Regions from separate parts of the Homo sapiens genome. Here region 1 is linked to region 2. Evidence: chromatin loops called from intact Hi-C (ENCODE). Cell type or tissue: B cell. All regions are shown on one strand. Links, peaks and the distances in the headings refer to the core of each region. The heading gives the core; the rest is flanking DNA.

Evidence for each region. A loop is a pair of places that touch in the nucleus more often than their neighbours do. Peaks named below come from ENCODE experiments on the same cell type or tissue, not always from the same donor. Only the 100,000 strongest peaks of a DNase experiment are listed, where the experiment ranks them.
Region 1: it touches region 2 in a loop (4-fold over the local background); 8 of 110 quality-filtered maps call a loop at or near these places.

What each region holds. Positions count from the first base shown.
Region 1 is chr10:95,776,511-95,792,650 of GRCh38, forward strand. The region is part of intron 1 of ENTPD1 (ectonucleoside triphosphate diphosphohydrolase 1); the gene reads left to right. It overlaps ENTPD1-AS1 (ENTPD1 antisense RNA 1), which reads right to left. Exons shown (of 6, transcript NR_038444.1): 5 at 8,516-8,735. Among named protein-coding and RNA genes, the nearest start is that of ENTPD1, 28 kb to the left of the region's middle. RefSeq lists a silencer at 8,950-9,029 and an enhancer at 15,171-15,470. In B cell, for the core only: no CTCF peak of the experiment used is centred there; DNase peaks (open chromatin) are centred at 5,991, 7,411, 7,961, 9,029 and 2 weaker places; H3K4me3 peaks cover 1,665 bases; H3K27ac peaks cover 6,522 bases.
Region 2 is chr10:95,834,286-95,850,425 of GRCh38, forward strand. ENTPD1 (ectonucleoside triphosphate diphosphohydrolase 1) reads left to right here. Exons shown (of 10, transcript NM_001776.6): 3 at 5,406-5,523; 4 at 8,059-8,209; 5 at 10,191-10,350; 6 at 11,072-11,311; 7 at 13,161-13,421. ENTPD1-AS1 (ENTPD1 antisense RNA 1) reads right to left here. Exons shown (of 6, transcript NR_038444.1): 4 at 13,107-13,200. Among named protein-coding and RNA genes, the nearest start is that of CC2D2B, 66 kb to the right of the region's middle. RefSeq lists enhancers at 127-216, 7,624-7,763. In B cell, for the core only: CTCF peaks have their summits at 7,811 (motif pointing left) and 8,013; DNase peaks (open chromatin) are centred at 3,726, 4,356 and 7,696; H3K4me3 peaks cover 1,117 bases; H3K27ac peaks cover 5,316 bases.

The DNA of each region.
Region 1 (16,140 bases), core at 3,463-11,462, 58 kb before region 2:
GTGAGTCTGATGGGCTTCCCTTTGTGGGTAACCCGACCTTTCTCTCTGGTTGCCCTTAACATTTTTTCCTTCACCTTGGTGAATCTGACAATTATGTGTCTTGGGGTTGCTCTTCTCAAGGAGTATCTTTATGGTGTTCTCTGTGTTTCCGGAATTTGAATATTGGCCTGCCTTGCTAGGTTGAGGAAGTTCTCGTGGATAACATCCTGAAGAGTGTTTTCCAACTTGGTCCTATTCTCCCCATCACTTTTAGGTACACCAATCAAATGTAGATTTGGTCTTTTCACATAGTCCCATATTTCTTGGAGGCTTTGTTCATTTCTTTTTACTCTTTTTTCTCTAAATTTCTCTTCTCACTTCATTTCATTCATTTGATCTTCCATCACTGATACCCTTTCTTCCATTTGATCGAATTGGCTAATGAAGCTTGTGCATGGGTCACATAGTTCTCATGCCATGGTTTTCAGCTTGGTCATTTAAGGTGTTCTCTACACTGTTTATTCTAGTTAGCCATTTATCTAATCGTTTTTCAAGGTTTTTAGCTTCCTTGCGATGGGTTCGAACATCCTCCTTTAGCTTGGAGGAATTTGTCATTACCAACCTTCTGAAGCCTACTTCTGTCAGCTCGTCAAAGTCATTCTCCATCCAGCTTTGTTTCTTTGCTGGCGAGGAGCTGTGATCCTTTGGAGGAAAAGAGGCCCTCTGGTTTTTAGAATTTTCTGCTTTTCTGCTCTGGTTTCTCCCCATCTTTGTGGTTTTAATCTACCTTTGGTCTTTGATGTTGGTGACCTACAGATGGGGTTTTAGTGTGGATGTCCTTTTTGTTGATGTTGATGCTATTCCTTTCTGTTTGTTAGTTTTCCTTCTAACAGTCAGGTCCCTTAACTGCAGGTCTGTTGGAGTTTGCTGGAGGTCCACTCCAGACCCTGTTTTTCTGGGTATCACCAGCAGAGGCTGCAGAACAGCAAATATTGCAGAACAGCAAATATTGCTGCCTGATCCTTCCTCTGGAAGCTTCGTCCTAGAGGGGTGCCCGCCTGTATGAAGAGTCAGCTGGCCCCTACTGGGAGGTGTCTCCCAGTTAGGCTACATGGGGGTCAGAGACCCACTTGAGTAGGCAGTCTGTCTGTTCTCTGAGCTCAAACACCATGCTGGGAGAACCACTGCTCTCTTCAGAGCTGTTAGACAGGGACGTTTACATCTGCAGAAGTTGTCTGCTGCCTTTTGTTCAGCTATGCCCTGCCCCCAGAGGTGGAGACTACAGAGGCAGTAGGCCTTGCTGAGCTGCGGTGGGCTCTGCCCAGTTCGATCTTCCAGGACACTTTGTTTACCTACTCAAACCTCGGCAATGGCGGATGCCCCTCCGCCTGCCTCGCAGGTTGATCTCAGACTGCTGCACTAGAAGTGAGCAAGGCTTTGTGGGCATGGGATCCGCTGAACCATGTGTGGGATATAATCTCCTGGTGTGCCATTTGCTGAAACTGTTGGAAAAGCACAGTATTAGGGCAGGAGTGTCCTGTTTTTCCAGGTACCATCTGTCATGGCTTCCCTTGGCTAGGAAAGGGAAATCCCCTGATCCCTTGCGCTTTCCAGGTGAGGTGATGTCCCGCCCTGCTTCAGCTCGTCCTCCATGGGCTGCACCCACTGTCCAACCAGTCCCAATGAGATGAACCAGGTACCTCAGTTGGAAATGCAAAAATCACCTGTCTTCTTTGTCAGTCATGCTGGGAGCTGCAGACTGGAGCTGTTCCCATTCAGCCATCTTGGAACCAAGATGTTTCTAATGACAGACAGGGAAAAGAAAACTGACAAGACCCAGGCAGTTGACTTGACTCTTGTTAGAGCTCAACAGGTGGTTTGTAGTTGAGGAAGTGTCAATGGCTAAAAGATATGAGAAAATATCCAACTTCACTGGTAGGCAAACAAAGTAAACTAAAACAGTGAGGTACTATTTTTCACATACCTAAAAGATTTTTTTCTTAATATCCAGTGTTGTTGAAAATGTGGGGAAACTAATATTCCCTAACTGTTGGCTAGAATGCAATGGATAAAATTTGACATTTTGCTCTACTTTTTAGGATATGTCCTCAACCTTATCTTTTAACCTTTTTGTTAAAATTTCTTATTTTGGTTATTACTGTTTAAATTTCTAAAATCTTGTTTTTATTTTCTGATAGTTTATTTAAATAAAATTGTACACTTTTTTGGTATCATGGATGCAATATTTTCTCCTCTCTCTGATGATAGTAATTAATGTTTTCTTCTTTGTTTCCTCTGTTTTTTTAACTGTGTTTTTAACTTTTCATTTATGTCTTTCATGTTGAAGACCTTTTCACATATTATCTTACTTAATCTTCACTCAGTTCTATCAGGTTAATATTATTATCCTTGTTTTATAGTTAATGAGTCTTAGAGAGTGTATCATTGTTTTATTTCTCTTACCATGGGCAGCTGAAAAAATTGTTGGTCATAGACCAAAAGTACTGGTCACAGACCAGCCAAATCCACAGTCCAGCTTCTTAATCTAGCTGGATTCTCTGTTGAATCCTTAAAATCTCTCCTCACCACCTCCCTAACCCCAACACTTGTCTCATTATATTAGACAACTTTGTTAGAATTTTTTCCAAGTTGAATTAAAGTCTTTCTCCTTCCCTTTACCTTTCCACTGTCATTAGAACTAGTTCTGCCCTGTAGACCATAGAGATCCTCTCCCATTTCTACATCTCCTTCCATAGGAGATAGTCCCTCAAATATTTGAAATGATACTGTCATGATTCCTCCACATCTGCCATTCCCCAGCCTGAAGAGGCCTGGTTCTGCCTACTTTATTCTGCACCTTTGTGAAATTCTGCTTGGCTAACATTTTTGGAACGCTTTGGACCATGTTCTCTCAAAGTCTCACTTTAAGGGTGTGTCTATAACTTAACATAGGGTCCAGATATGCTCTGAAAGACTTAACCTCAAATGGGATACTGTCATTTTATTAATGTATGCTGGAGTTGGCTTAGTTTCAATTTGAGGAATTTCATGTGCTGCAACTTCTTTTCCTAGAAAGTAATACTTTTGATGTTTCTCACAAATTATAATTTCTAGGACTCTGAGCTGCCTACTTCTACTTACTCCTTTTTAGTTAGGGTTGTGTGTGTGTGTTGTCCTTACTGGTTACTGCTTTTACCTCCTAGGGTCTTTTTTTCAAGGCCATTTTCACTTAACCTTAGCTATTAAGCCCAAGTGGAGGTGCTAAGGTGATTTGAAAAATGGAAATATCTTAATTTAAATTGCACAAACAAACACTATCGTGCATATTTGAGAAGTAAAATACAATGTAAATGGGGGCTTTTCAGGCACCATGTTAAGCACTTGGTATATATTATTTCATTTGGCTTTTATAACAGCATTATGAGGTGAGAACTGCTGTTATTCTCAATTTAGATGTGAGGAGGTGTGGCTAGTTCGATACAACTAGGAGGGCCAGAGGTGTATTGCAGACCTAAACATACCAGACTCAAGACTAATACTGCTGTTACCCACAGAAATGAAGCTCACATATTGTATTTTATGCCAATTATAGCTGATGTTGTTGGAAGGAATTATATAATCTGCTGAGGTGTATTGCATACTTCTCATCTTTAACAGAACATACCAAACATAAAAACTTTTATTTGATAGGTTGAGGTGATGATATTGAACATCTGTCCTCCCATGTTCATTGTAGCACTATTCACAATAGCTAAGATTTGGAAGCAACCTAAGTGTCCGTCAAACATTAATTTTTGTGGCCCTTTAAGTAAGAATAAATATGTGGCCCTATAAATATGAATCTTATGTATATTTGTATAGACAGTGCCAAGCATATTGTAGGCAACTATGATTCAAATCACTGCACACATGCGTATTGAATGAGTACATGAATGAATCAATGAAGTTATAAAACAGCAATGACCTCAAGGTCTATTAAAGTTTTTAGAACTATTTGCCACTACACTAAATCTTTTATAAACTGTTTTGCTTTATGAGTCTATGTGTCTGCTTTTTGTAATTTTTTTCCCTTCTCCCTGTCATTGTAAATAGAATATCTATGGACATGAAATGTGCCTGAAGTTCTTTGCAAATGGAAGACTAAAAGGAAGTTGCCCCAGGCAATTCAGATCATTGTGTCCAAGAGAGGAACAAACTCATGTTTGATCCAGGTCATGACTGTATTCAAGGGCTTTGATCCTAGGTGTGGGGTCCAGCTGTAGGGGCATCAGGGAAGTACATTCTTGGTCTGTGTCCAAGTCCTTGGTCAGGGAAGTCTGTCTTAGCACCATGGAGACAGGGGAAACTGAATTCAGACCTTATGTGACAGGAGTGGACTAAAACCAGTGCATGCATATGATCCAGCAATTCCATGGCTAGGTATACACCCAAAAGAAAGAAAATCTGTATATAGAAGAGATATCTGCCCTCCCATGTTCGTTGCAGCATTATTCACAATAGCTAAGATTTGGAAGCAACCTAAGTGTCCATCGACAGATGAATGGATAAAATGTGGTACATATACACAATGGACTGCTATTCAGCCATAAACATAATAAAATCCTGTTATTTGCAATAACATGGATAGAACTGGAAGTCATTATGTTAAGTGAAATAAGTCAGGCACAGAAAGACAAACTTCACTTGTTCTCACTGATTTGTGGGAGCTAAAAATTAAAATAATTGAACTGAGAGAGAGTAGAAGGATGGTTACTAGAGGCTGGGAAGGGTAGTGGGGGCTGGGTAGAATGGAAAAAGGGATGGGTAGTGAGTACAAAAAATAGTTAGAAAGAATGAATAAGACCTAGTATTTGATAGCGCAACAGGGTGCTATCAAACCTATTGCCTTGGTTTGCAATAGGGTGACTATAGACAATAATAATTTAATTGAACATTTAAAAATAACTAAAAGAGTATAATTGGATTGTAACACAAAAGATAAATGCTTGAGGTGATGGATACCTCATTTATCCTGATGTGATTATTACGCATTGCATGCCTGTAACAAAATATCTCAAGTACCCCATAAATATAGATACCTACTGTGTACCCATAAAAATTAAAAATAAAAAAATAAAAATAAAATCAGCATAGGGAGCCAGTCTCCTACTAATTTGGTCAACAGTTTATGTCAGGTTGTAGTCTTAAGGGTGGAAACGAAAAGAGGGCCAGGACCTTGGTAGCCAGACCAAAGTTCACGACTGTGTTATATACTCTGAAATGGATTTAGCCAAGGAGGTTTGCCCAGATTCTCCCATAGGTGATGTTAAATTCCTTCCAGGACACTTGACCCCAGGCATGGGATTGATGGTGGGTTTTCAGGTGCTCTCCCACTAAAGCAAAAATGTCCATAATATATTCCAGGAATTAGGTGAGACAGAGCCTCAGGAAACAAGCCTGTTATGCCTTCACCAAGGCAGGGCAGAGCTGGATAAGGGTGAACAGAAAGGGACAAATTATTGATGAGAGTTCTGTGAGTAGAAACTCCTTTCTCTTCTTTAGAATTTCTGCCTCCAGTTTGTTAATGCCACTTCCAAAATACACTGCTCTGAGCTGAAGATAATACTGCATGCAGATAGAGTGCCATGAAGGCATTGGTTTGCAGTGATCTATAAAGGACTAATGTGCCAGGCTCTGTGTTAAGTGCTTGACTTTCACCACCTTGTTTACCCCTACAACAACAATTTTTAAATTGCCCTATTAAGATATAGAGCATTCTATCATTCTAAAATGTTTCCTGTGATTCAGTATATATTTATTTACTTTTTGGTTGATTTATTGAGTGAAGAACTGAAAATCACTTTATGGGTAGTATATTTCCTTTTTTGTATCACATCTGAAGTGAGACATTGTCAAACTGGGTAGGTATGTCCAGAATGAGGAAGGATGCAGAGACTATGTCATATAAGGAACATGTGTCAAAGGAGGTAGTAAAAATGAATATGACTGGGGCTAGTAGTTCCAAGAAAAAATTGGAAACATGCTCCTGGCTAATCAGAAGGTTTAGCTAAAATATTTTCAGAGCCTATCACGTGAACCTGGTAAAAACAACCCAGTATTGGGCAAAAGAGTTAGGGCAATTTGAGGAAGTCCTGGCGCCTAGGCTAGGTGGTGATGAACAGGGAAGATGTGAAGGAAAAAGGAAGAGAGAATTTTCCCCCTTGCCTTATTGATTTCATCCTGCATTAGTTCATCTCAGCTCTTCCTGTTGTTCCCCCAACCCCAACAGTTTTTCTATTCTTTTATCTATTTTTGAATTGATTCTCTAAAAGTTCTAAGGCTGCGTTTTCAGCTCCTGGTCATCTGGATAACTACTGGTTTCAGGATTCTTGGGGATAATGGGATGGAGGCATGGGAGGAGAATGTCTGGGTTAAAAAGATACTGAGCTAGAAGTAGAAGGCTTGGTTGAATTTTACACTCAGCAACATACAGGTTGGGCAAGTTGCTTTGCTCTTTAGCTTCAGCTTTTGCACACCTATAAAATGGAAGCGGTGTGTGTGTGTGTTTGTGTGTGTGTGTGTAGTGTATGTATCCGTTGTCTCCTAGGGAGTTTCTTTGAGGATCAAAAAAGAGAGTGGACAAAAATGAATTTTGTAAACTGTTTTTGAGAGCATCTAAATGTAGTTTTATGAGTAGCATTGTTACCATTGTCGCTGTTCTATTTGCTGAATCTTGTTTAATTTGGAAGCTCCCTAATTCACAGTGATTTGTATAGTGGGGTCATCACTCTGTAGGAGCTCTAAATGGAGACTTTGTCCATGATTTCCAAAAGGTCATCCACCCCAGAGTCACATGAGACTGGAAAGCAAATCTTTTTCATTAATTGGCTTCAAGTACTTTCAGCTTCAAATGGAGGTCTCTAAGGGTCCTTGGCTGGCACATCAAGGGGGCATTTCAAAGAAAGTGGCAAAATCTTGACTAAACTTCAGAGCAAACACGCACTCTTTTCTTTGCTACTCTCTTTCTAAAAAGAAAAACAAATTATACTGGTCTGGGTTGTGTGAGCATGTGTGTATCAGCTTGTTCTAATTCTCTTTTCCCAACCCCTTCTTTGCTTGTCCCATTTTCAAGATAGGATAACACCCAGGTTTTTATATTACCTTCTGTGTTAGGACTTTCTTAGGATTCCTAAAAATTTTGGCTAAGTAGCATTAGGCCTGCTCTATTTCACAGGTAGGCATAAAAAAAAAAAAAACAGTGTCCACTTCTTCAAGACAGTATCCAATTCTTCCTGGCATTTTGATGGTAGGAAAAATATTTGAATTTATTTTTAGGGCAAGTCACGTGGCAAAAAGAATAACAAGTATTTATGGTTGCCTGGGGAACTCAGCTTCTAGTTACTACTGATTATGGGAAAGAGGAACAAATTTTAAGATGAGGCAAAATTGGTGACCAAGAACTAGAATAGCAGGTGGCCTGGGAAGAGGTGGGGGTGAAAGCGGGTAGAAAATCTATGCAAAAATATAGGTTCCTAGTCATTTTTTTTCTTTTGTCTCTTTCGATTACTATATCCTGCCTTCCTGCAGGAGGAATGTAGTAAGATGCTTTGTATAATCAGGTGCTTTGCTTGTTCTTTTTTTTTTTTTTTTGATTGTAGAAAAGATCAGTGTAGCAATTTGACCATTTGCCAAATTACCCATAAGATAGGGTAGGCATTAAAAACCCAGGGACACTGAAGTCAGGAAATCCAGCTTCTTGTATCCTGGATCTTTCTTGGAACAGCCTGTCACATATGACATCTAATGATGTAGCACCAGCTGCTCACAAATACAAGTTCCTTAGAGTATATAGACATTATGGGGCCACTAAAAATGTCTTATATGGCTTGCTGCCAGCATTTTCAGCACTGTCTCTCACCAGCAGCCACTCTCTAACTGTTTGCCCTAGCCAAGCTCAGAGACATGGGGACTCCTATGAGCTCCATTGTCTTGTGTAGAGAATGGGGCTAACTGTAGAGTGTGAAGGCCTGGGGAGAAAAACTCAGGCTGTGTTTCCTAGTCACCCCAAGACCTTGTGGACCCAGGAAGTAGCAGTTCCAGAGACCAATTGCTATATGGCTTTCTGCATGCCCACTGCCTTTGTCTTGCTGTTGTCGCAGGAAACATCTGGTGTACATCCAGTGCACCCAGAGCCTTTTGGAAAACACCTATCGGCCTCAGTACTCTTTTCCCTCAGGCTGGCAGACAATGAGGAAGGAGGAGAGAGAGCTACCCATTGGAGGAGGAAGTAAAGCTGGAGGCTGGGGTAGTGGCAAGATATGAGCATTCAGGTCTACAAAGCTTCAAGTCTCTCATTACTTCACTCCATCAGGCCAGGACAATCATGGGGGTTTGGCAGGAGTGGCGTTGCAGGGAGTTTAGGCCTAAGGGAGTGTATGTGTGAGGCACAAAGTAATAAGGACTGGACTTTGTTACCTGAGGTGATGAGGGTGACAGGCCCACATGGATAAATTAGGAAACAGGCAACAGGTTCTATAGCTGCATATCAGAGACTCACAGAGTGGAAATCACTTTGATGAGGGCAGAGCAGCAGCCCAAATGACCGGATACCCACTGTGGAAGTCATCCCCTCATCACTTTTTCATTCCCAAGACTCAGCTCTTCTCTGACTCTGTTACTTTGTTGGCAACTCCCGTTGCAGTGTCTGGGCAATTTCTCTCAGTTGTTACAACTTGCATTCAAGGGCATCTCTTGTTCCAGGCCAACTCTATTGATCTCTGAAAAAATGGGAGGTAGAACAGTGTTCAAGCATTCAGATAAACCTACCTTCCAATCATAGTTCTGCTTCTTACTAGCTGTCCCACCTTAGGCAGGTAAGTTAACTTATCTGAATGTCAGTTTTCCCGCTTGTAAAATGCAGTTGGTATTAGTACTTAATTTAAAGCTTTGTTATGAGGATTAAATGAGATAATGCAAGTCCAGCCTATAGTTGACTTTGGCTTAAGCAGCAGTTGTTGGAACAATCTGTTGTGGCCAAGATCATAAGGTCTCAGGACACAAGGTTGGCCACAAAACCAACCCAGCAACTTATGAAGCAGAAACCATCTGTGGTAACTTTTCTCAGAAGGTGGCTATGTAAACTGGCCTCATTTGGCTGAAGGAAGTTGGGAGGTGGATAGGTGGGGGAAATAAAAGAAAAGAGAAGAGTTAAATGAGTGTCAATGTCTCCTAATAATTAAGAGCTTAGAATCCCTGGAGTCAGACAGGCTTGTCCTCAAATTCCAGCTCTGTGCTTACCATTTGTGTGACCACGAATATGTTATCAAACTTTTGGACCCCAGTTTTCTCAAGTGCAAAATAGGCTAATGATATCTATGGTGTTGTGATAATTTGATGAACAATGAGTATAAAGTGCTTAGCACAGTGCCTGCTACCCAGTAAGAACATAACAAATGGGGAAGAGGATGATTGTGAGGATGGCAAGCGTTTTTCTTGGCCTAGCATCCAGTGGTGCTGCTCTTGTTATCTAAGGAGGCAGGAAGGAGACAAGAGTGGGCACTTGGTAAAACTGGATGCAGGTGAAAGAGAGGTGTTTATCTGAGGGCCTCATATCTGAGCCTCACTTCTACCTCCTGACCCCTTATGTCCTCCCACCCTGCTACCCAGTGCTTGGGTGCTGCTTAAAGCACTTTGTTCCAAACTCCCTAGGGATGGTTTGCCCCTCCCCTTCCCATAATGACTCAAAACTTCTGTTCATTCTGTTCAGCTTTGCCACAGCCAGGTTTTGGTGAGAAGGACCACACAGCTTCCTTTGACTTTAAGGCCACCAGAGGTATTTCTTTTTAACTCCACCAAATTGGAAATTAGTGGAGCAATAAGCAATGGAGGATGGAGGGTACTTTGAGCACAGAGACTTCCATATTGCCCTGAAAAGGAGCCTGAAAGACAAGGTTGAAGGAGACGCAGGTTCAGTAGGGGAGGGAGAAGGAATGCATATCCCTAGCTTCCGTATTGCACTACCGTCCTTTGCCTGAGAAAGCGAACCCTGGTGTTAGAATCTGAGACTAATGTTGTTCCCCAAGGAGGAAGGCAGCTCAGGACTGGTTCCCACCAAGCCAAGTGCAGTCCTAGATTCTGGCTCCCTGTGCCCACTGTCAGCAGAGAAAGCACCAAATCTAGTGAGAAAAAGTTTCAGCATATCTTAAAATGACAGAAACCACCTTATCCAACCTAGACTTTTCTGCCATGGGAAAAAGATGAAACCTGGAAATCTGGGAAACTTAAAATTTTCAACACCATTTATAAATATAAAAAGCCTCTGGTTACTTGAGTGTTGCACATTTAGATATTTGATTTTGTATGTTGATTACAAATGGAGTTGTGGCCTTGCAAACCATCACAATCATCATTATAATCATTGAATTTATGGTTCATATGGCAGTTTCTTATACATTATTCAATTTACTTTAATCCTCTTAACTCTGTCAAGTAGGTATTACCATTAATCCTCATTTTACAGCTGAGGAAACAAGGTAGAAAAGGTGACTTACTCAAGATCCCAGAGCTAGTAACCTCGAGGTTTTGTTTTGCTCTTTGGTTTTGTTTTCAATTTAGGTAATGAGCTACCAACATTAGAATGATGCATAGAAAGGTGCTGGGCCATGGTCTTTGCATCTTCCAATAAAGCATAATAAGATATATTAATTTCCAGGAAAAGAGTTGAGGGAGAAAAAAGGGGGAATATGATTTATTGATACAACTTTTAGGGAAATTTGATCAGCGTAGTATTCCAAGCTTTATTTTGATCATTTTCAAACCAAAGTTTAATCTGTTAAAATAGACATGCTTCTTTTACTCTGTGTAAACATGAAGCTCCACATATTACAAGAGGGCTTGGAAGGATGGGCCTACTAATTGGTACAGAGCAACAAAGTCTATTTTTTATTTAAAGATATAGGTGTTTTAGGAAGGAGAGGGGATGTTAAAGATAGTATTTGGCTGTATGAAAATATAGAAGTATGAGACTGGCAGCTCTGTAGAGGGCTTTGGGTGAGAGAATACAAAGGAGAGAAAATGAGAAAGACATTGTTGTATGAATATAAGATAAACCACCCCAGTTAAGTGCAGGCTCTGGATGAAGTATTTCTATTACAAATGACAGAGCTGGGACAGAAGCAATGTAGACTGTTGATGCAGTATCTCGAGGGGAGTTTGCACACTGGATATGTAAATTATTATTGTTTAAAGATATTCTTCCATCTTGGGGAAGTTGCTTAACCTATATTATTTGCATTTTTCTTATTTGCAAAATGGGACTAAAACAGTACAGTTCTTACCATATGTAATCTTTGAGAGTATTAACAAAAAAAAGTATGTGAAGTGCCTACTACAGTGCTTGTCATAAAGAAGGCTGCAGTGGATATGGCAACACTTTCCTCCATCAACCCCCACCCCCAAATTCCTTTCAGTTATGAAAATTCTGAAACACTGTAACTTTACCTATATATTTATTGGATATCTACTTTTCGAAAAGTAGAACATGTGAAGAATTCTTGATTTTTCCTTGGAGATACCTTTGCAAGTTAGAGGAAGATATTAGTGCCTGTCTTCCTTGGTTTAATTTTAATTCAAAAGAAAGATATGATTGAGAAGGTAGGAGAAATGACTGACTAGTTCATCTAGGCATTAATAGTCCTAAAAGAGGGAACTGTAAGGCAACCAGACACATGGCCTCAATTTTTTAAGAAGGCAGATTTAAAAATAAATACATGCATAAATAAAATTTTAAAACAAAACCAGAAAAAATGGTAGACGAATTCTCATGATCAAATTTACTAAAAAGAATATGGCTTTAAAAGATGAGTCTAGGCCAGGCATAGTGGCTCACGCCTGTAATCCCAGCACTTTGGGAGGCTGAGTTGGGGAATCATTTGAGGTCAGGAGTTCGAGACCAGCCTGGCCAACATGGTGAAACCCCATCTCTACTAAAAATACAAACATTAGCTGGGCGTGGTGGTGGGTGCCTGTAATCCCAGATACGTTGGAGGCTGAGGCAGGAGAATCACTTGAACATGGGAGGTGGAGGTTGCAGTGAGCTGAGATTGCACCACTGCACTGCAGCCTGGGCGACAAAGTGAGACTCTGTCCAAAAAAAAAGAAAAAAAAGAAAAAAGCGAGTCTAAAAAAGAAATAACTAAATGAGAAACCTGATTATACAATAATAAATAATCATAATGGATGAGAAAAGCGAAAAGCAGTTAAAACACTTATTTGATCTGAGGAACTTTACGAGGAGGCGAGAAAGTATGGGTGAGTTTAATTTTCTTATATATTATTTTCTCTATTTTCTAAAAATCTCTATGGTAACTATGGCTTTTATAAAATAAACAGTTTTCCCCCGAGGATTTGTACAATAGAGAAATGGATGCAAGTAATTGAGAAGAATGGTTAGAAGCTAGGAGAATTCTTTTAAAAGTAGCATCACTTGGACTAAATATCTGTTGGCGATGAGGCATGGAGGAAAAAATGCTAAAGATAACAAAAGTTATTTTGGTTACAGTTCAGTGGAAGAACATGAACAGGAAGAGGAATGCATAGTGATCATGGATGATGCAAAGGAATTGGAACCTCTGAACTTCTATTTTGCTTCCATCTAGAAAAATGGAGTTCAATCAGTACAAAGTAAAACATACACAATTAAGAAGTAATTGAAATGGATGAGAATTTATTGAGAGCCCTTGACTTTTCTAAATGAGTTTAAAGAATTTTAGAGAGATATGCTCTTTAAATTATTGGAATTGGTAATCTAAATAGTAAAAGATGAAAGAGAATGGATCCAGGAAACTCAGTATGAGTTGATACGTGGCAAAGTCTTAAATATGGAAGATTTGTTAACACCTAAAAAAGAAAGCTCCAGTCACTTGAAACTGGCATGCATTTATTGAATCAACTTATATCAAATTACTCTTATTTGTAAAATATTTAGAAGGGCTCTAGGGTTAAAAAATTTTGGCAGTCTCTCAAATTCATAGAAACAGTGTACATTTGACCCTTGCACAACACAGGTTTGAATTATATGGGTCCACTTTGCAACAATTGGAAAAACTCAAAGATGAACCATATAGCCTAGAAATACTGAAAAAAATTAGGTAAAAGGTATGTCATGAATGCATAAAATATATGTAGATATTAATCTATCATTACTACCATGAAATATACACAAATCTATTATAAAAAGTTAACATTTATCAAAGCTTACACAATTACAGACCATGCATGACACCACTTACAGTTGATAGAAATTTAAACAAATATAAAGATGCAGTATTAAGTCATAACTGCATAAAATTAACTGCATTACATACTATACTACTGTAATAATTTTGTAGCCACCTCCTCTTGCTATTACAGTGAGCTCAGGTGTTGCATGTATCTGCCTAGAATGCCATAAATTGCATATTGCAGTAAAAAGTGATCTCTAATGGTTCTCAAGTATTTTGAGTATTTTTCATTGTGTTTAGTACAACACTGTAAACTTTGAATAACAACATGGGACCCATTCAAAGTACCACGAGTGATATTGGAAGTGCTCTCAAGAAGCAGAGAAAAGTCATGACTCATGACATTACAAGAAAAAGTTGAATTGCTTCATATGAACTGTAGGTTGATGTCTGCAGCGGTGGTTGCCCACCACTTCAGATAGATGATTCATCTCATAGATGGGGATCTTGCAAACTTACCATATCGATAAATACAGTACAGGGTTATAAATGTATTTTCACTTCTTTTTGATTTTCTTAATAACATTTTCTTTTATGTAGCTTACTTTATTGTAAGAATACACCATATAATACATGTAAAATAGAAAATATGTGTAAATTGACTATGTGTGTTATTGGTCAACAGACTATTAGTTAAGTTTTTGGGGAGTCAAAAGTTACATGCAGATTTTCAACTCCGTGGAGGTCAGTACCCCCAACTTCCATGTTGTTCAAGGGCTAACTGAAGTTTATTTCATCAAGAGTTTAAAATGTTTTTTAGTTGTAGAAAATTTCAAACAAATACAAGATGAAGAGAGTAATATAATAAACCACTGTATACTTATTACCCATCATTACAAACTATCAATATTCTGAGTTTTTTTTGTTTCATCTATCACTTTCCTCCCAACCATACCTTTTTGCTGTTTTTGGAATATTTTAAGCAAATCTCAAATATTATATCATTTTACTTGTAAGTACTTCAGTATGAAAAAAATGTATAGCAGAGTCTTTCATGATATGCCCAAAGATGAGTTGGAGAAATAGAGATTGGATAAGAATGAACTAAAAGGATTGGTACTAACATAAACCATGGCCAAATCATGTTGATAAATAGTTTGAAATCTACCTTGAAGAAAGGTGGTAGGGAAATATACTACAAGATTCTGTCCTTGTTGTTGTCTTATGTGGCACGATTTATCAATGATATGGCCAAAAATTTAGAAAGCATGCTTAGCAGATTTGCTAACAATACGTAGCTTTTAGTGAGACTGCAATGTATTACATAAAAGGATCAAGTATCATCAGGCTGGAAAAATGAGCTGAAACCATAGGTTGACATTTAATTGATACACACAAGGTGAGATTCCTGACTTGGAGGTAGTTCATGGGAAGATCTGTAGGTTTTACTAGACCCGTAGCCCTCAGTATGAGTATCTAAAATGATGAGTCATATTTAAACAGTGTTAATGTTTAGTTTCCAGGTGAAGGGCTATAATAACTTCACTGTATCTGCTATATTCAGTTCAGAGCAATGTATTTTGAGAAGGACATTACAAACTGAAGGGCATCTAGTGGAGGGTAATTAGGGTGACATAAAATCTGAAAATCGTGATATGTAAAGAATGGTAAATGGAACTGGAGCTATTTAGCCTGGAGAATAGGGGACTTGAGGATGGGGTTTATATACTGGCAACCCATGAGGACTTGAAAAACAAATTTTTAATGAAGTAAACAAATTCTAATTTGCTTTGTAGCTTCGAGCTGGGATCAGAGAGTGGAAGTTAGAATGAAACAGAACTTAGGTCAAGATAGATTGCTAACAGTTAGACATGTCTGGCAATGGCTTAGACTACCTGGATATGCACTTCTGTCCCATCAGTGGAGAATTTTACTGCAGAGGGTAAATACCCATCTTTTAAACAGGATTACCACTTGGAAGGAGTTGGACTAAGTTAGAGGTTCACAAGGGAGAACTTTGGCTGTACATTAGAATCACCCGGCTGGGGGTAGAGGTGTTAAAAGTGAACAGTGCCTGGGCCCCATGCTAGAAATTCTGATGTAATTGTCCCAGGTGAGACTACAGAAAGTCCCCAGGGAACTCTGGAGTGTGTGAACTCTAAGGATCCTTTCAACTTTGAGATTTTTTTTTGGTTTGAAAAAGAGAAATCATGTTCATGGGGGGTATTTTAGAAGTCAGCATGGTGGAAAACCTGAAGATGACAGTGAAGTCAGGCACAAAACTGAACTCAGGGGAGTAAAGAGAATTGCTTAAGAGAGACTAAAAGTGCCAGAGTTTACCAGGAGACAGAGAAGCTTAGAGGAGAGGGTGCCTTGCATAGTTAAAAAAAAACATCAAAAGAAGTGAGAGTGGGAATGGTATTAGGAGAAGAGAGCGTGGCTGAAGAAGATGGGAGTGTCCATCAGACAACCCACCCTGCTTTGCCTGGGACTGAGAGGTTTCTTGGGATACAGCACTTTCAGTGTTAAAACCAGGACAATCCCAGGCAAACTGGGATGGTTGGTCACCCGAGTGCCCCATAAGACCCTGTCAAAAGACAAAATTACAACAAATTTAGTTTAAAGATCTCAATAGGCTTTATTGCAATTTTAGAATTAGGCAACACTTCATTCCATAAAACAGAGTAAGTGTTCCAATGAGTTGACCAGAGGCAGCAGGCTTTCTAGACAGAGAAAGGGCTGAAGAAAGCAGAAACAAAGAACAAAAAGTAGATTGGACATTTCAAAGTTACTTTCATTGTGGGCATAGGGAGATAGAAAGATGGAAAGATAACTGATTGGTTAACATCGGGTTACTCTGTTGTAAGAATTAAAACAGAGGGAACTGCATGATTGCCAGTTGAAGACTGAAACTGGCCTGTTGGGAAATTAGGCTGTTGCCTCTCTCTCCTGATTTCATGGA
Region 2 (16,140 bases), core at 3,705-11,704:
ATCTAATAATAAAGATAGATATTAATCAAATAGCTGCATAAATATGTAATTACACCATGTGGCCAGTACCGTCTTTAGAGGGAAAATACAGGCATTCTGATCAGGAGGGTAGGATCTAAACTCAGGAGGTCAGAGAAGGCTGAGATGTCAAGTGAAGGGCTTTCTCGGTAAAGGCCCTGGAGCAGAAACCATGAGACCTATGGGCAACTGCAAGCAGGCCAGTTCCACCAGAGGTGTTTTCTGAATGAGAAGAGGGTGAAATATTCTACTTCTGTGGAGCCAGGAAGCAGGCTGTCTGATGCTCTAGTTTCTCTTTCTTTCTGCTTCTAAATAGACTTACCCAGAAGCCTGGTACTATGACATTTGTGTAGGTAGAATTGTTTCCATCCTAAGGAGATATCTGCCCCATATCTATACGGCCTCCAGTCTCAGTGAGCTTAGGGTCTGTTGCGCCTACATTTCCAGGTCTTCACCAAGGCCCCTGCATTGGTGTTTCCATGAACCAAGCAAGGTCACTTCTACTGTTCCTCTTTCTGGACCAGCACTTCTATCCATGCAACCTAGCTCATGAAGATCGGTTATGATCTTCATGTGATCACTGCACTCCAGCCTGGGTGACAGAGCGAGACTCCGTCTCAAAAAAAAAAAAATTTAAAAATTTAATTTATTTTTAGACTCATGGGGCACATGTGCATATTTGTTTCATGGGTATATTGCATGATGCTGAGGTTTGGGCTTCTAATGATCCTGTCACCCAAGTAGTGAACATAGAACCTGACAGGTAGTTTTTCAACCTTTGACCTCCTCCCCACCTCCCCTCTTTTGGAATCCCTAGTGTTTATTGTTCCCGTCTTTGTGTTCATGTGTACCCAACGTTTAGCTTCCACTTATAAGAATATGCAGTATTTGGTTTTCTGTTCCTGTGTTAATTCGCTTAGGGTAGTGGCCTCCAGCTGCATTCATGTTGCTGCAAAGGACATGATTTCATTCTTTTTTATGGCTGCATAGTATTCCATGGTGCATATGTACCACATTTTCTTTATACAATTCATCATTGATGGACACCTGGGTTGATTCTATGTCTTTGCTATTATGAATAGTGCTGTGATAAATATACAAGTGCAGGTGTCTTTTTGGTGGAATAATTTGTTTTCCTTTGGGTATATACCTAGTAATGGGATTGCTGGGTCAAATGGCAATTCTATTTTTAGTTCTTTGAGAAATCTCTAACCTTCTTTTCACAGGGCTGAATAAATTTGCATTCCCACCAACAGTGTGTAAGCATTCTCTTGTATGCACAATCTTGCCAGCATCTGTTATTTTCTGACTTCTTAATAGCCATTCTGACTGGTATAAGATGGTATCTCATTGTGGTTTTAACATTCATCTCTCTGATGACCAGTGATGATGAGCATTTTTTCAAAAGTGTATTGGCCACTTGTATGTCTTCTCTTGAGAAGTGTCTATTTATGTCTTTGACCCACTTTTTGTGTGTTTACTCTGTCACTGGTTTTTTTTGCTGTGCAGAAGCTCTTTAGTTTAATTAGGTCCCAATTGTCACTTTTTGTTTTAACTGCATTTGCTTTTGAGGACTTAGTCATAAATTCTTTCCTGAGGCCAATGTCTGGAAGGGTATTTCCTAGGTTTCTTTTATGACTTTTATAGTTTGAGGGTCTTACAGTTATGTGTTTATTCTACCTTGAGTTAATTTTTGTATATTGTGAGAGGTAGGGGTGTAGTTTCATACTTCTACATATGGTTAGCCAGTTTTCCAACCACCATTTATTAAATAGGAAGTCCTTTTCCCATTGTTTATTTTTGTCAGCTTTGTCAAAGATCAGTTGGCTGTAAGTGTATGGCTTTATTTCAGGGTCTCTATTCTGTTCCATTGATCTATGTATCTATTTCTGTACCAGTACCATGCTGTTTTAGTTATCATAGCTTTGTGGTTTAAAGTTAGGTTATGTGATGCCTCTGGCTTTATCCTTTTTGCTTAGGATTGCCTTGGCTATTTGGGCTCTTTTTTGGTCTGTATGAATTTTAGAGTAGATTTTTTTCTAATTCTTTGATTTCTTTGGGCAATACGACGCATTCAAAAAAGACTTGGAAGGAAATAAATAAAAATAAAAGTGATATCTAATTAGTAGAATCTTAAACATCTTTTTTTACTTCATTTTATAAGTGATATTTAAGAAACTTTTAGTACTCTTAAAATAGAAAATAATATTGAAATGATCCCGAGGGAGTGTCAGATCTCTTCCTTACCACCTAAATCTTACTGCTTTCTTTAAAGGATATACTCATAGGGACTTTTGGAAATATTTAAATATAAGCTACAGAGAAATGTTGGGTTTCTCCACTGCCAGACTTTGAGGCATTCACTAGCTAATGGACTTTTGAGCCCAGGAGGCAGAGAGAACATGAACATTCTCCAGACTTCTGGGAAGCTTTATTTACTGAAGCCCCTGTAGGCCTCGTACTCTCTGGAACATGCATTGGAAAATGCTGGTGTGGTGGAAAGAGAACAAAACGTTGTGGCTACCTGGGCTCTGATGGATGTTGTAACAAAGAAAGGCAAGCTCCCCAAATGCTCAAATTGAACTTTCAGTCAAGCTTTATCTGTCTCTCAAGCAGCAAACAATGCCAGTTTTTTATTCTGCAAGCCATTTTAGAAGACAAAATGTTTGGCACAGTTGCACAGGTTAGCATGCTAGTGTACTGTGTACACAAGATGAAATGTCTTCAATTTGTGTTAAAATATGCTTTACCCCCTTCTCAAACACTTGTCAAATGAAACGTAGTAAAAGTTTTTGTTTCTCAACTACCTCACTGTGTAAGTAAGGCCTTAGAGAAAACAAGCTGACAGAAGCAAGCCTGGTTCTTTGGCTCTATGGGAAGAATGACTTTCGTATCAACAATGTTAGAATAAAATCTGATCCCAGATAAATGCTGCTTGCTGCTTCTACCTCACCAGTTTCTGTCGTATGCTGCTGTGGTTGGAACATTTTCTGGCAGGAAGAAATCAGGGGCTCTGTTAGGAAACAACAGAATTTTCTGCCATGTGTAATTCCTGAGCCTCTTTCTCCACTCTGGGAGGTTTCTCAAGGGTCCAGTGGCCCCAGACCTTAGTCAGTGTTCCTCTCTGCCCACAATGGCCACCACCTAAGCCATTTCTTGGATTCCTTTCACTGCAAGCCTAGCTGCAGAGGAGTCTGTCCAGCTTGCTTCCTTGCTGTGCCCAAAGCCAGCATACAGGCCCTTTTCTTTCTAAAGGCATAATGCTAATTACTGGAGGGAATCCCCACTGTGTGTAACTAGGAAGAGAACACTGTGGAGGTTATGGCAGGTCAAGGGTCCTTGCAAGGTCTGCACGGTGGTACTCCCTGGTCTAGTGAAATGGAGTAGAGTTTGACACTCAATAGGCTCTACTTTTAGCTTTTCCTAGTGGTCCAGGGAGGTCTCTTAAATCCTATTTCTTGTCTTCTTTTCTCCCTGGAGTCTCTTAGATTCATAGCAGATGATATATATACCCATTGCCACCTACATTTTCAGGTCTTCACTGGGGCCCCTACATTGGTGTCTCCATGAACCAAACAAGGTCATTTCTACTGTTCCTCTTTCCAGACCACTGCTTCTGTTCATGCAACCTAGCTTATATATGTAGGGAGATTCACACACACACACACACACACACACACCACACACCCACACACACCCACACACACAGCTAAATTAAGCATTTTTAAAGTGGCAGACCATACTTTGAGGTCTGCAGCTTAAATAAGCAGCCACGTGACAAGCGTCTCCTTCTTCTCTTCCTTTCGCTTCCCCATTTACTTCCCTCTATGTTTCTTCTCTAAGGAAGATTTAAAAGCACATGTGCCATCATGCTCTTCTCCCAAGTTCATATCAGATGTCATTAATCAATCATGGAATTTTTTAATCCTGAGTAAGCCCAGAGATATAACCAAAGATGACTATCAGTTGATCAAAATGGGCATTGAGCAGTTTACTCCTGGATAGATACCCCCAAAGAAATGAGAGCTTATTTCAACAAAATGAAATGCATATGAATGTTTCTGGCAGCTATATTTCCAGTAGCCCCAAACTGGAAATAACCCGAATGTCCATCAACAGTTGAATGGATAAAAATATAGTATATCCATATAATGAAATACTTTGCAGTGATGGAAAAAGATGAACTACTGATACACACAGTTTGAGTTCATCTTACATAGTGTAAAGTGAAAGAAGTTAGACATAAAGGAGGCATACTATGTGAGTTCATACATTGCAGTTCAAAAACAGGCAGAACTCATACATGGTGGTAGAAGTTAAGACAGTGGTAACTGACTGAGAGGGGCACTGGGAAGCCTTATGAGGGCTAGAATGTGTTCTGTATCTTGATCTGGGTGGTGGTTATATGGATGTGCACATATGCAAAAATTTATTGAGGTGTATGCCTAGTATTTGCACACTTTACTGTAGCTACCCCTCATTTAATGTCCTTAAAAGGGGGCACCAATTTGAAAATTATTGCCCAGCCCTTGCTTCTATGTTTCTGTGTATAGTTTCTGTTTCTAGTTCTTTCTCCTGCTGTCATCTGTCCTTCTTCTCCTCTGCTGACTTTCTTTCCTCCTTTTTTTCTTCTTTTCATCTCCCCCTACTCGTAAAGCTAAAAACATGAAGTTTAAGTACATATATTGTAAAATATATTAAATACAATTTTACAGTTATATTCATAATTTAAAAGTGAGTGTATTTAGTGTTTTTACACCTCTCCTTAAAACAAACTCTGCATTTATTGAACTAAAATTAGATGAACATATTTATTACGTCTTACTGGCATTCAATGGAGTAACTCAGTGGTTCCCAAACTTATCTGCACATTAGAATCATGTGGGACCTTATAAAAATTCCAAAGCCCAGGACACAATACCACATCAATTAGATCACAATACCTGGGTCTAGGACACAAGCATCAGTAGCCATTGAAGCTTTCCAGGTGATTCCCGTATGATTCCAATGTGTAGACAAGTTTGGGGACTATAGATTAATGGCTTTCTATTCCTTCCATAGTGTCTCAGCTACTTCAGCATGTGGTTCTGAATCTTGGCTGCACATTAGAATCACCTAAGAAGCTTCTAAACAATACTGCTTCTTGGGCCCTGTTCTGCATAAGGTCTGAATATTTCTAACATGCAAACAGCATGAAGAGCCCCGTTCTAGCAGGGTTGTTGTCCTGGTAGATCTTGTGATCGGAGTGACTCCAGTGCCATCCCCTCAATGTTCCTCTCAAATACTTTCTCCTCATGTTTTTGAAAATTCCAGTCCTTTCTTTTGCAAGCCTAATATGGAGATGAGTGATGTGATACTGATAAGTTTTTGGTCTGTGTTGCTTTCAGTATGGGATTGTGCTGGATGCGGGTTCTTCTCACACAAGTTTATACATCTATAAGTGGCCAGCAGAAAAGGAGAATGACACAGGCGTGGTGCATCAAGTAGAAGAATGCAGGGTTAAAGGTAAGATGAAGACCAAGGGAAGGGGAGGCCAACAGTGGGGCATGAGAACATGAGAGGTGTATGACCAGTAGAACACAAGAGAAAAAGGAGTCCCACGCATAGGAAGCCAAGTGAAGAAAACAGTGCAGCTGCTGTTGTTATGTTATCGTTACAGAAAACATATTGAAATCAGTCGTTAATGATCAAAACCTAAGAATAAACACACATAAATATAATTAATAGTAGCTCCCATCAACAGAACACTTCTGCATGCTATGTACTTAGTACTGAACATGTGTTACTTCAGTATACCCTCATAATCTCCCTTTGAGGTATGCATTATTATACTAATTTTTTAAAAATGAGGGCACTGAGGTTGAGAGAGGTTATACCACTTGTTTGTTACTCAAGCTAGTAAGTGATGGAGCTGCGGTTCAAACCAAGTTCTGCCCGACTTCAAGTCTGCATCTTAGCCAGTGCTTCTCAAACTTGCATGAGCTTGTTAAAAACACAGATGATGGGTCCCATCCCCTAGAGTTTCTGAGTCAGCAGATCTGGAATGAAGCCTGATAATCTGTATTTCTAAGAAGTTCCTAGGTGATGCTAATCTGTCTGGTTCAGAGATTTATTGCTCTCTTAATCTTTGTACCCTGATCTACAGCTTGGAAGACATTTTTCAAAGCTTTCAGCTTCTGTGTAGGCAGGAAAGACCAAATTATAGGCTCTTAGGGCTGGGAAAAGGAACTTACAGATCGTTTAAATTTTGTTTCACAGAGAAGGAAACAAAAACCTGGAGGATTAGTGCCTTGAAAGTAGCAACAGAATAGAGACAAGAATCTAGGTCTCCTAATTACACTCTAGGTTTCCTGCTACTCTGAGCTGCTGCATTATATATCAATAATTTTTTTCTTTTAAGGTCATAATATGTTAGAGTGGTTGACATTCAGCTTTCAATCCCTTTACCCAGTACCCTACCATGCACCATTATACCACAGTCTCTCTGACTTTTATCTCTCTTAGCCTTTTGAGCTGGGAACCCACTGTTTATTTTTAGTCAGACTGATAGCCTAGATCCTAGAAGATAATTGATTTTCAGTTTGACAGCCTGTGGAATCCACTAATTTTCACAGGTCGTCAAGAAAGTAGTAGAGAGGAGATATTTCCAAGAGAGCAAGTCATTCTACCCAGTAGCCCCATCAATACTGACACTTTGGCCCCATCTGAGACAGTACTTCTGGCCTTTCTTAAAGCCCAAATCCCTCATTTTATTGGCTTTTATTTGACACACTGCCTTCCATTTTTAAAAGTTATTTTAATGGCCAAGCACGGTGGCTCATGCCTGTAATCCCAGCACTTTGGGAGGCTGAGGTGGGCGGATCACAAGGTCAGGAGATGGAGACCATCCTGGCTAACACGGTGAAACCCTGTATCTACTAAAAATACAAAAAAATTAGCTAGGCATGGTGGTGCGTGCCTGTAGTCCCAGCTACTAGGGTGGCTGAGGCAGGAGAATCACTTGAACCCGGGAGGCGGAGGTTGCAGTTAGCCGAGATCGCGCCACTACACTCCAGCCTGGGCGACAGAGCAAGACTCCGTCTCAAAAAAAAAAATCTAGCAGATGTCCTTCTTCTGAGACTTATCCCATGAGCGTTTGGCCTAACAATGAAGGATTCTTCCCTCTCAAAAGAGAGAGTTCTCTAGTTAATCAAATATTTAACACCAAATTTTCTGAATCAAAACAATTAGCTGGTAACTTAGAGCTGATTTTCTCATGGTTATTAGGCTGTTTGAAAACCTGTGAATGATCTGGATAACTTATTTGAATAATTATCCTTAAAGCAATTACTCTGCTATGAAGCACTGATAGTGTAGATATTTATCTTAATGTGAGATGAAAGTGTTGTTATAACTTCAAAAAGCTTAAGGAATCTTGGCTCTAATCCTCCATAGCAACAGTCGGTTTTGCTCTAAAACTGGAAAAACAGTTTTGCTAGGGAGGCAGGATATCGGAGTGGAAAAGTCACTGAAGAGACATAGATTCTGTTCCTCTTTCTTGTAACAGGAAGCAACTCCACCTCAGAAACTTTAAGGTGCTGGCCAGGATCAGATAACTAGTTAGTGGCAGCTTCCATCTTTTTAGTAAAAGCCAATTTGTCTGACGCTTAATTTTTATTCCAAGTGTTATCTTTAGGTCTTTTAGGAACTAGTGTCATTAATTACAGTGTTCTGGAGGAAATATCAAAAAGCAGCTAACAGAGTAGCTATCTATAATATCCCCATTAAAGTCTGAGAATGTTATGCAATTGAATATGAAATTGCGCCATCCAGTGGCAGAATTATTGAACACTGAACAGACCCAACTTAAAGTCTGGAAATTAAATCCTCTCAAGGCTAGGTCCAGTGAATTACCCTCTAAGTACAATAACCTAATGTATAGTACATCAGGAAATTGTTTTCTTGTATTTTTTTCAAAACACCATATTTTGATCTACTATTGTCAAGGTATGTTTTATAATTTTTTTTTAAAAGATTGTTATCTTCTACATTTTTTCCTAGGTCCTGGAATCTCAAAATTTGTTCAGAAAGTAAATGAAATAGGCATTTACCTGACTGATTGCATGGAAAGAGCTAGGGAAGTGATTCCAAGGTCCCAGCACCAAGAGACACCCGTTTACCTGGGAGCCACGGCAGGCATGCGGTTGCTCAGGTATAGCAGCATGTAGGGACCAAGAGTATCTGGGAGTTAGGCTTGGCAGTGAAAGAGCCTCTGAAGTTATGGGAAAGGGCCACACTCCCTAATACCCCAAGTTCTACACACCCAAGTCCATACTTAAGAAAGGATATTTTAGTAAGTGAATAAAATGTTCAAACTCTTAGTATATATAGGGGTAGGATTTTATGTATGTTAAAAAAAAAAGCCCCCTTGTGCATCTCCCTATGGGGGATTCAAAGGGGAAGGGGCACAGGGAGAGAAAGACTGGGCCCGTATACTCTGGGGTTTGGGGCTACAGATTTAACTATTCAATATCTGGGAGGAAGAGGATAAGAGGAGACTCATAGACATCCCAGGTCATAAATATTCACAACTAGCACATCTTTATATCACTTGATACCTGTGTGAATTATTTGTTCACTTGTTCATTCATTCAGCATATAGTGCCTGCTCTATCCAGAATATGAAAACTCAACCCTCAAGGAAATCAGTTTCAATGCAGGGTGATCAGTGTTTTAATAGAGGAGTGCTCAGAGCTGCTATGGGAGCACATTTGGCCCTGCCCAGGGTGAGAGGAGGTCAGGAAGACTTAGAGGAAGGGATGCCTGAACTGAATCATGAAAAATGAGTTGGAGGATCGGGGAACAGCTTTATCAGCAGAACAGACAGCATGCATTCAGTAACTGATGTTTATTCAGCACCTATTATATGTCAGGCACTGTTCTAAGTACTGAGGATACAACAGTGAACAGGACAAAGTCTCTGACTTCATGGAGCTTGTGTTCTACCGGATGTGCAAAGGTAGGGAAGTGTGAGAGGCATATTCAGAGGACTGTAAGTAGTTCTGCATAGATAGAAGATAGGTAAGTAGTGTAAAATAATAATGATAATAATAGTAGCAGCTCGTATTTATTGAGCCCGTCCTATGTTCTTAGCACTACGCTAAGCACTTAATTGCACTGTCATAACAACTCTATGAAATTAACAATTATTAACAAGATAAGGAAGCTGTGGCTTACAAATGTTAAGTAACTCACCCAAGGTCACACACCTGGGAAGTGGTGGAGCCAGGATTCTGAGTGGGATTCTGAAAAGGAAGGGTCCAGGTCACAAAGTGCCCTATGGGGCCATGCTAGGAAGTTTGGAGTTTATCTTAGAGATAGTAGGAAGCCATTAAAGGATGCTACACAACTGGTGACACTGGTAGAGAAGATGGATTGGAGGGGAGAAAAGCTGGGGATAAAAGGAAGGCAGTTAGTAGGTGTGGACGCCATTTAGATGAGAGATGACAGGGGCCTAATGCCAGCTGGAAGGTAGCATCCTCTCGCTCAGAGACTCCCAGTGTTGGGTAGCCTAGATCTTGGAAGCAATTGCATCCCATCTTCATTAAGACAACCCTGGAAGATTCCTTCTTTAGGTCTCAAGGTCTCAAACAGACCCAAGAACTGAGCTGTAATATGAGGAAGATTTTTCCCAGTCTGGCAGCAGAGGAGATTGGATATCTATTCCAGGTCATTTGCCACCTGGTTTCTACTAGAACCCTAATTAAAAACCTGGAGCAGAGTCTGGCCATGTAACCAGCTAGGAGCCACCCACAGTGGTTAATATAGCACACATCAGCTTCAGGTATGGTCATCAAACCATACCCAGCTATCACCACCACAGTAATTTTAAGAGCCTTTGATAACTTTTTGAGCCAGGGAACTTCAGAACAAAAGTGGTATTTTAAGGAAAACCAACCTATGAAAGGATTGGAAGGATGTGGATTTGGAGAGAGATGAACAAAATATTAATTCTGCCTCATCCAAAAAAGGGGTTTCTTGGACAGCTATGTGCGAAGATCCCCATCTCTTCATTTATTCCAGGGCATTATGGTTCACTTCTTAGTAGCACTGTGTGGATGCTGTAGCTGAAATGGGTAATGTAATATAATTATTAAAACAAAAATGATAACCTCAGCTCTTCCTTTGTACAGGATGGAAAGTGAAGAGTTGGCAGACAGGGTTCTGGATGTGGTGGAGAGGAGCCTCAGCAACTACCCCTTTGACTTCCAGGGTGCCAGGATCATTACTGGCCAAGAGGAAGGTGCCTATGGCTGGATTACTATCAACTATCTGCTGGGCAAATTCAGTCAGGTGAATATCTCACAGCATCCATGGAGGTGGCTCTCTGGAGGCCAATGCCATTGCTATCTCAGGCAGTACTTGGGTCGCTAGCCAGAATGAATGAATGAATGATAGATGGATGGATGGATGGATGACTGGATGAATGAATTTACTCTCACATTTGTAAGGGTCACCAGAGGTATAATTCTCTTACAAGACCTTCTACTATTGGGAGAATAAGGACATGTCTTTACCTTAGGGAGGCATAAAGGAAATTAAAAATTTATCATTAAAAATTAGAATAGCTAACATTTGCCTTCTGCTATGTGTCTCCCGCTGTGCTCAGCACTTTTCATGTTTTCTCTGATTTTATCCTTAGAACAACACTATGAGGTACTACATCATCCCCATTTTAGAGCCCCATATCGATGCCTAGAGAGGGTAATTAGTCTGCCCATGGCTGTACAGCTAACAAGCGACTGAGTGAGAATTTGAACTTGAATGTGTCTGGCCTCAGACCTCTTGTTTTTAAACACCAGTTACACTGCTTCTATGTCCGGCAGTCTGAGCTATGTCTTTGAAGCCCCTCTTTTCTTGCTGATAATCTGTTGTAGATCAGGAGCCTCTAGTGAGCTTTGCCTCACCTTTATGCCCCTGTTTCTTTGCCTTAGGAAATCCCTGACTCCAATAGATACTATGAAAAGCAGGGTGTCCAGAGACTTCTAGCACTGGTAACTGTACTGTCTTTCAGAAAACAAGGTGGTTCAGCATAGTCCCATATGAAACCAATAATCAGGAAACCTTTGGAGCTTTGGACCTTGGGGGAGCCTCTACACAAGTCACTTTTGTACCCCAAAACCAGACTATCGAGTCCCCAGATAATGCTCTGCAATTTCGCCTCTATGGCAAGGACTACAATGTCTACACACATAGCTTCTTGTGCTATGGGAAGGATCAGGCACTCTGGCAGAAACTGGCCAAGGACATTCAGGCAAGTATAACTCAATCCAGACCTGCCCCCTTCACATCTGCACCTCCAGCCCCCACATCCTGTTGTTTTCTGTTTCAAATTCAGTAGTTTGTCTGAACTTGGTTATTGTACTTTCCAAACCTTTTTAGGCAGGATATTGAACTACATCTGGTTGACCCCTATAAATTGTTTCAGTCAGACATCCCCTCCCATGTTTGTTTACTGCGTTATCTCCACAGACACAACTGAGATCTTCTCTCAGGAAATAATTTCTCCCCCTCGTGGGGTTGATAATGAAAATTATGTGGTAGAATATTGTTTGTTGGAGGGGGAATTGCAATTTATAAGCTCTTTTAGACCACTTTTTAAAGCTCCCTTTCCTACAAACTACAAAAAAACAGAGTTGTTAGAAATGACCTGGAGAGGAGAAGGAAAAAAAAAAAAACACTTCAGGAGAAACACAAAATGTATCAATTGACACTTCAAATCTTGTCATCTTGTCCCCAGATGCCTTCTGCATTTTGAAGACAAGAAAAGTTAAACACACTTTGGGAGGCTGAGGTGGGTGGATCACTTGAGGTCAGGAGTTGGAGACCAGCCTGGCCAACATGGTGAAACCCCATCTCTACTAAAAATACAAAAAAAGAAAAAAAATTAGCTGGGCATGGTGGCACATACCTGTAATCCCAGCTACTTGGGAGGCTGAGAAAGGAGAATCACTTGAACTGGGAGGTGGAGGTTGCAGTGAGCCGAGATTGTGCCACTACACTCCAGCCTGGGCCACAGAGCGAGACTCCATCTCAAAAAGAAAAAAAAGAAAAGAAAAAGAAAAAGAAAACAAAAGTTAAACATACTCAACATCATGTGAGTACCAGGCACACCCTGACAAGCAAACACAAAGCCAGGATGTCATATCCAGCTGTTCCCTGTCTCCACTGAAAGGATAACAAGTTCTCTGCTCTCCTCCAAAGCATTCTCTCTGGTTTTCAAAACCACTACCAATAAGATGGTCCTGGGAGTAGGGGGCGCTGAGAGACATCCACTGAGCCTCAAAGCTCCACTAACCTTCTTATCCACAGCAGCCTCCTTTCTTCCCTAGTAGGTTGTGGGTTAGAAATTACTTTTTTTTGGGCCAGGCGTGGTGGCTCACACCTGTAATCCCAGCACTTTGGGAGGCCGAGGCGGGTGGATCACTTGAGGTCCGGAGTTCGAGACCAGCCTGACCAACATGGCGACACCCCGTCTCTACTAAAAATACAAAAAATTAGCCGGGTGTGGTGGCACACACCTGTAATTCCAGCTACTAAGGAGTCTGAGGCAGGAGAATCGCTTGAACCTGGGAGGCTGAGGTTGCAGTGAGCTGAGATTGCGCCATTTTACTCCAGCCTGGGCGACAGAGCAAGACTCCATCTCAAAAAAAAAAATTATTTTTCTTGGATAGGAGAATGCTTGAAGAAGAAAAAAAATTTTTTTAATAATTTTTAAATTATGTAGGCTCCTGGAGAACTACTCCCAGGCCCAAATTTTTGACAACCTTGAGAGTTTCCTTGTGAATTTGCTCCTGACCTAGATGATTAGGACTAAGCACTCAGGGACATTTCAAACTAATGGCATTTCTGGGCCCAGTTTTAACTACATCAGCATTCTTTGACTAGCCAAATACATTTATATCTGATACCACTTCTGGTGCCTGTTACACAAATCCATTTTTCATATTTATTCCTAAGGGTAAAAAGGCAGGGCAGGACATATTGATTCCAATACCAAGTGGTGGGATGTTGTACAGTGCCTACATATTGATTAAGTCAGACTGTACCTTTTGTATCCAAAGCGTTCACACATGATGCTTTCAAGTGATTTTTCCATTCAGGTTGCAAGTAATGAAATTCTCAGGGACCCATGCTTTCATCCTGGATATAAGAAGGTAGTGAACGTAAGTGACCTTTACAAGACCCCCTGCACCAAGAGATTTGAGATGACTCTTCCATTCCAGCAGTTTGAAATCCAGGGTATTGGAAACTATCAACAATGCCATCAAAGCATCCTGGAGCTCTTCAACACCAGTTACTGCCCTTACTCCCAGTGTGCCTTCAATGGGATTTTCTTGCCACCACTCCAGGGGGATTTTGGGGTAAGTTTGTGAAATGATGAGGTATAGGATGTCTTGTTTACAAGTTATAGAATATGTGCCTACAAAAGATTTAAATAATAGGATGCATTTTTCTCTTACATAATGTCTTGAGGTAGATGATTAGGGGTTGGTTCTTCAGCTCAACTATGTCAGAACTTGGGATCAGTTTTTTCCACTATCGTTGTGATCTTTTTGTGCTAAGGTATGTTACTGCTCCAAGCACCATATCACTAGGTCACTGCCTCCTTTTTGGCTCTAGGCAGCACCTTAAGCCCAGGTTCATCTCCTTTCTAGTCAACAATAAGAGTACTGCCTTTCCGGAATGGGGGAGGTCCCAAAGAGGTTAGCCCCAGCAGTGTGGGAAAACTGACTAGGGGGTTGTGCCCAGGGGACCTTGTGGGACAGACCTCCTACAGCCATAGAACAGCCACTCTGATTTGGCATCTCCTTTGGCCAAGTGACAGAGCAGACTTCCCAGGGCTGGGGATGCTAAATCTGCCTCTTCCTTGTCTCTGCCTGTCCCCAGGGATATCTCCCTTCAGGATGTCACGATGCTTACTGTGGGTTAAGACAAAGACAGGTTTCCTGCTAGGGAACCCAGGATGATGGGGAAGCTGATTGTCCACCTTGATCTCACTTTTTCCAGTGTACAAATTGTGAGTTTGGGGGAAATTTTCCACAAGCTTGGTGTCAGGCAGAATCGGGGGAGAGGTGACATGGATGTGGAAGTTTGATTATCTTCCCGTCTGCTTGGAGTTTTTTCACTTCTTTGTGGCCCCAGGAACTGTCTCATCTTCATATTTGATTTCTGGGATATTGCTGGTGATAATCTCAGTGCTGTACATTTGTTTCTGGTTGTCTGTGGTTGGGGGGCATGAAGCCAGCTTGCTTCCATGCCGCCATTTTGGAATCAGACATCCAAGCATCATATTTTCTTTCACATGCAAAGCCAAAGCAGGAAAGATGTTTAAGGTTTTCCTTGCACACATCTCTTGCACACACATTTTGCAGAAGTGCCAACTGACATCTTTTCAGATCCTGCTGGCCAGAACTTGGTGAAATATATACTCTAAACCAATCTGTGATAAAGAGAAATGGATTAATATAGTTAGTTTAGACTAATTATTGTTTATCACCTGAGGAGTCGTTTTTGAGGATATTGCTTTCCTCTACTTGGGTAAAATCAGGACTTCATAAGCGAGGAAGAAGGGGGCTAGCTATGGGGTATGTGCCTGTTAGAGTTTGCCATAGGTGGCTTCTCAAATGTTAGAAGGAGGAGGAGCAGCAGTTAGATGACACAGCTGAGGGTTTTCCTCTATAAAGACATTTAGGAAGTAGAAACTCAGGAAATCCCAAAGAAACATTGAAGATAACATCATTGTCATTATGTTTTGAAGAGTTGGGGGATTATTTGAATCCTAGCTCCAAATTCCTTATTTTCTTAATAACTCCAGAATAAGATAAAATATTTGAGCAGAGGCAGAAGAGATGGCTCTTAATTGACTCAGTCTTCAAATTTCTTATTTTGGTCCCAGAGGCTGAGCATTATTATAATCATAGTTTAGTAGCATATTGAAAAATTAGCTACCATCTGTCAAATGCCAATTATTGACTATGCACTATATGTATATTATCTCATTTATTCATTCAAGATATTCAAAGAAACAAGGCTTTTGCCTGCCTTCATGCTTTCTCCCTTTTCAGAAAACAGATCAGCATGTAAGAAGGGAGGTTCAGCTCCTCCCCTCCAGGACCCCAGCAAGAGAGTTTCTCCTAAGGTCACCTGGCTTGGCCCAAGACAAAGCTCTAGAAGAGAACATAGGCACTGTCGTAATCAGATCTGATTCTACTTCTGGCTTCTTATGAACTGTATGAGCTCTTCATTTTCTTGGTCTCTGAGAAAACAATAGGTAATGCCATAGATCCAGACTTACCTTAACCATGGTCCAAACCACAGTCTACCCTCCCCTCAAGGTTCCTGAGGGAAATACATGACAAGACAATGACTGGCAGAGTAATATTTGGTTATTAGTTGGCTGCAAACCCAAATTCAGAAGAAACTGAACCTCACTTGAATGCCCTGTGGCTGAGCTGGCACTGGCTCTTCACCTTGGACTTTTTTTTGGGCCAGGGCCCTTGCCTTAGATTGAACTCCTTGAAGAGGAAGGAGGGTGCCACCTTGGCCAAGGGCCTTTTTCATTCCAGTCACTGCGAGGATGTAAATCTAAAGTCAATGAACATACCCTTGTGTCTTGAGTTTGTAACTTCTCAGAAAGTTTCACTTCCTGGGAAACATGGCCAATTCCTGCCTTCAAGCTTGAGCAAACCTTTCCTCCTTAGGGGACTGAAATTTCTTGCCTTTGAATGTGATTCATCCAACCAAAGCAGGGAGAGATAGGGGCTGGAAAAGGGTGGAGGAGTCTTGAACTCCCCCTGGAGGCTTTTCTATTTGATCCCTTAGTTCCTCATTGAGATTGTTCTCCCAGCCTTCTGAACCTCAGTTTGGCAGTTCCTGAGACTATCGCATTGCCTGCCTCTATGTAGGATCTTTCTCCTCTAGATACAGCCCTCAGGGTCAGGACTGTCCTGTCCCGATTTCTGCATTGGCAGTTTCATTCTGCTTCAGATTTTTGATGTTTTTTGTTTTGTTTTGTTTTATGCCCTCTGTAATGTATCCCTAAGACCTAAAGTTTTTTTGTCTGTTTCCTCATCTGTACAA